2 separate regions of the Homo sapiens genome follow, and region 1 is linked to region 2. Evidence: read pairs that join two places in POLR2A ChIA-PET (ENCODE). Cell type or tissue: PC-3. All regions are shown on one strand.

The links. Peaks named below come from ENCODE experiments on the same cell type or tissue, not always from the same donor. Only the 100,000 strongest peaks of a DNase experiment are listed, where the experiment ranks them.
Region 1: POLR2A ChIA-PET joins it to region 2 with 5 read pairs; 2 of 35 experiments call an interaction of 5 or more read pairs at or near these places.

Annotation. Positions count from the first base shown.
Region 1 is chr5:55,508,877-55,511,376 of GRCh38, reverse strand. The region is part of intron 1 of PLPP1 (phospholipid phosphatase 1); the gene reads left to right. MIR5687 (microRNA 5687) reads left to right here and starts at 2,451; the gene lies at 2,451-2,500. In PC-3, no CTCF peak of the experiment used is centred here; a DNase peak (open chromatin) is centred at 996; H3K4me3 peaks cover 407 bases; H3K27ac peaks cover 803 bases.
Region 2 is chr5:55,911,593-55,914,092 of GRCh38, reverse strand. IL31RA (interleukin 31 receptor A) reads right to left here. Exons shown (of 15, transcript NM_139017.7): 13 at 523-616. Among named protein-coding and RNA genes, the nearest start is that of IL31RA, 61 kb to the right of the region's middle. RefSeq lists an enhancer at 2,076-2,500. In PC-3, a CTCF peak has its summit at 2,080; no DNase peak of the experiment used is centred here.

The DNA.
Region 1 (2,500 bases), 400 kb after region 2:
ATTTGGTAGAAGTCACTTTGCCCCCATTTTTGGATATTTAGGTTATTTGCAATTGTGCTATTATGCTGTGTACAACGTCCTTGTGGAAACTTTGGCAAACCTTGGGTTGTCCATCTCAAACTCTCTCATTGTACTCTGTCCTTTTCAGCCTGCTTCTCTCTCTTTTCCAGTAACTCCTTTAACAACAAGATCAGATCAGGTGGACAGATTATTCTTCAAACAATTTACTATTAGGCAATGAATATGCTGGTTTCTGTGAATTCTGGGATTAAAGAGATACATAGACACATTTTATTTGCAGAGATAAAGAATTACAATAATAAACTAAGTGTTGTGATAGGTTTATATATGTATAAGGTCCATGGGGGCTCGGAAAGAGAGCAGGGGTTGTGAGGGCAGTAGGCAGGGAAGAAAGATCAGGGAGTAAGCATTTATTAATCCTCTTAATGTGCCAGGCACTAAGTTAGGCACATTACTAGGCTCTTAGTTTGCAGCAGTTCTGGGAGGTATGTACACAGTATTATTCTTACTTACCAGATGAGGAAACTGAGCTCAGACAGGTAAGTAATTTGCCCAAGCTCCCACAAGTAGTAACTGGGAGAAAGCCAGAAGTAAACCCAGCCAGATATACTTGACTACCCAACTCTGTCCAGTACTCCACCCTGGCACACCAAAGGATTGGTTCCACCAGTAGCTGAATGGAAGCTAGAATGGCAAGTAGGCATTAGCTAGGTGGAGGGGGTGGGGTCATTGTGTAGAGCATGTCAAGAGGTTTGAAATAGGTATGAGGAGTAGGTGAGATGAGGCTTAAGCTAAAATTTAATTGTTGTGTTTTAAAAATGTATAGTAAGATTGACTCATTTAGTGTACAGTTCTGTGAATTCAGATAATATGGAATTTAGTCCTGTAACCAGATACAATCAAGATACTGAATTGGTGTGTTACCTCCCTGAGTGCCCTCATTCTTCTTCTTTGTAGTCAGCTCCTCCCACCAGCCTTGACTTTTGGCAAACAGTGATGTGTTCTCTATCCTATATGTCATATAAATGGAATGTCATATAATGTCATATAAATGGAATCATAAAGGCTATATAGTATGTAGCCATTTGAGTCTAGTCTCTTTCACATAGCATAATGCGTTTTTGATTATGCCAAGTACTGTGATGTAAATGTTACTGTACAGTTTTGCTGTAGGTTTTTGTCCCTTTCTAAATGTGCTTATATCACTTCTAACCCTAGTTCCATGTAAACAGAATGTTTTTTGGCAAAGAAGTTATTAAGTTATAGCTTCAAATACCATGGAAGCCCTAAATAGTTTCCCGATAAGTGGCCAGGAGAAAGTACAATTGAAAAAAATCAGCTGTCTCTCCCAGTACCCTTTACCTCAGTTATCTCCTTGCTTTTGACATATAAAAATCACGTGGCCGGTTTACTACTGATTGTGACCTTTGCCATCTTAAAAGGGAAGAGAAAGAAAGCGAACAGCTGTACCATGAGGGAGTGGAAGGAATTAATGTTGTTCTTGGCCAGTTGGCACTGTTTTCTTGTGCCTTTCTGGGAAGGGAACAACAGGTGAGAAGGTTTGCTTTTTGTTTTTGTTAGTGTATAAATAAATAGGTTAACTTGTTTTTTATTTGTGTGGAAATGTGAGAGTCCATAGTGAAGTAACTTGCCCTAATAGCTCGTGATTTTTTAAAAGCTCATTAAATATATACACAAATTTATTTTAAGTGTCTTAATGAACTAAGCTACTCCAAGGTTGAGGATATTGTAGGCAATTACTGACGTAAAACTACAAATGTAAAAACCATCTTTGGTAAGTGTCACTTATATCCTATATCCCAACTGCTTTTTCTCCCTTTTATCCTAATTTTAAAATAAAAAAGAAAAGATAACGAAGAACTTTTTATAATAAAACCATGTCAGCCACAGAGAGATGGTGACTGTAAGCTAAGTGACCAGAATGTAGGTGCCTCTAAAAGTTGAGGGTGCACTGTTCTTTGAATTCTTGCCTGTTAACACTTTTCATAACATCTCTGTGAATCACACTCAAATATACTGTACAGTGCTATCACTGATACCTCTCACCTGCCACCAGGCTCTGCCCCTTCCCTACCAATACCTTGCACAAATTCATTGTCCTGAAGCACAGCTTTCTTGCTCAAGAACCAGTGTTGATTTTTCATTTCTTATTGAAACATACACAAATTGTTTACCTGAAATTGAAAACCTTCATGCTGTAGTTTTGCTTTGCCCATTCACATTTATTTCTCTTTGTTACTCATTCCCCTCTACGTTACTTTAGTGAAATCATCCTGTTTTTTAGTTGTCTAACAGCAGATTGAGTTCAGTTACCAATTTTTAAATTCAGTTCTAATTCCATTTCACATTGTAGTTGTTTTGACTAGTTTTTTTCTACTCTATTAAAAGCTCTAGTTGTTCTCTGCTCTCCTCACTTATCTGACTCTGAAATCTTCTAAATGGTACCCACTTTATTTAG
Region 2 (2,500 bases):
TTCCCCACAGTGGCCAGGGCAAGCAGGTTAAAGGCCCCTGCAGCCAGACCCTCAACACTGCACCACAAGCAAGCAATAAGCTTGCACCCACAGACGACTGGCCAGCACTCCAACACCGTGGAGACACTGCTCCCCGCTCTGCCTGAGACAGAGCTCGCAAGAAGGCCTCTTGCTGCAGCCAGGGGCCCTGCTAGACACTGAGAGAAAGGGTCTGCTCTCCAACTCCAGTCTCAGATGGCAAATGGAGCAGACAGAGCCTGTGGGGCAGCTGGCACTCTCCTGGCCTCAAAAAGGCCTAGACCTGGGCATGGAGCTCTGGGAAACGAAAGTGCTCTTGCTTGGTCAGAATTCCGGTGAGCCACTGAGCGTGGCCTTTAATAACCTCAATAAATACGCACCAAGTTAATAAATGAATGAACACCCCTTAATGGTAGAGTGCCCTCTCCTACGAAGCACCTATGATGACTTCAACCCCTTTTTGTCCCTGATTTTTAAGGCACCCACTGTTGTCTGCAGACTCACTTGGGTTTTTTGAGACCATATGCCACTGTCAGGATAATGAGAATAAGAAGGCCTCCACCAATCAGAGAAGTTATGAGGATAATCTCAAAGACACCTTTGAAAAACAAAGAACAAAAGTCAGTAGTGAGTTCCTCACCTTCTTGACAAAAATCAATGATTAACTTTTTCTTCTAGTAGCTTCAGCAACACAATGTCTTATTAGTTTTCTTTCAGTTAAATTCAATTTCTTTCCACTAAAAAAACCCCAGGTCAGGAGTTTGAGACCTGCCTGGCCAACATAGTGAAACCCCGTCTCTACTAAAGATACAAAAAATTAGCCGGGTGTGATAGTGTGCACCTATAATCCCAGCTACTCAGGAGGCTGAGGCAGAAGAATCGCTTGAACCTGGGAGGCGGAGGTTGCAGTGAGCGCTGATCATGCTGTTGCACTCCAGCCTAGGCGACAGGGCTAAACTTCATCTCAAAAACAAAAACAAAAACAAAAACAAAAAACAGAATTTTGTGCCTCCCCATCTAGGTGTCTTCCTGGCAGCATTCATTCCAACAGCATTCATTCAGTGAATACTTATTGAGCACTTACTTTTTAATTTTTATAAATTTTTTTTGAGATGGGTCTTGCTCTGTCGCCCAGGCTGGAGTGCACTGGCATGATCATAGCTCACTGTAGCCTCGAACTCCTGGGCTCAAGCAACCTCCTGCCTCAGCCTCCCAAGTACCTAGGACTTACAGGTGCAAGCCATCATGCCCAGCTAATTTTTAGACTTTTTTTCTTTTTGAGATGGAGTCTCGCTCTGTTGCCCAGGCTGGAGTGCAGTGGTGCATCTTGGCTCACTGCAACCTCCGCCTCCTGGGTTCAAGTGATTCTCCTGCCCCAGCCACCCTGGTAGCTGGGATTACAGGCACGTGCCACCAAGCCCGGCTAATTTTTGTATTTTAGGCAGAGACTGGGTTTCACCATGTTGGCCAGGCTGGTCTTGAACTCCTGGCCTTGAGTGATCCTCCTGCCTTGGCCTCCCAAAGTGCTGGAGTTACAGGCATGAGCCACTGCGTCCAGACAGCAACTTTAGCTAAGGTGTCCAAGGAAGGAGTGAAATTCAAGCTGATCTTAATAGTGAGAAGGATCCAGCCATGCAAAACCATGGAGAAAAGCATTCCAGGCAGAAGAAACAGTGGATGCAAAAGCTTTGAAGCAGCAACAAGGTAAGGAAGATAAATAGAGGCAGAAAGCAGTAGGAAAAATGTGGTCAGTAAGGGACAGATGATGAAAGACCTTGAAAGTTATAGGAAGGAGTTTGGATTTTCTTTAAAATATAATAAAAGTCACTGTGGCTTTTAAGCAGAGAATTCAGGGTTTGAAACTCTGGCTGCTGTGTGGAAAATGGATTATAGAGGATCAAAAATGGAAGCAGGGTGATTTATAATCTATAGACCAGGGTAGGAAACTTCTAGGTTCCAGGGCTGGATCTTGCCTTCATTTAACCCTTGGAGAAAACTCCTTGAGCTGATGAAATTTGTGCCCAGTGTTGCAAAAATTCAATACAGCTTTAAAAAAATTTAAACAGCATATCAAAAAGAGTTCCTAGAGGGCAATGTTAGTCCATCAAAACAGAATATGTTTTCTCTGTAAAAAAAACATGTCATACTCACATTTTCCAGAGTGATAAAGCATTTTATTCTTGAAAAATGTGATGCATAAGAGGCTTTCAAGAATATTTCAAGCAATTTTTAGCTTGCCTCAGTTATTGCAAAAACTTGGCAGTGTTCCTTCATTTTTAATCTAAAAAGCGTTGTTCATTCTTTAAGACAGTTTTAGTACGTACTTAAAAATCAAATCTCTGTCACTCAAGGACTTAGCAAAATTAATATATATCTGTTTCTCCCATTCTCCTTCCTTCTTTCTGCTTCATCCCCCTCCTCATTCCATCTGCCTGCCTCTAAATATCTCCCTTAACCAGCCATCATATGAAGCTACATTTTA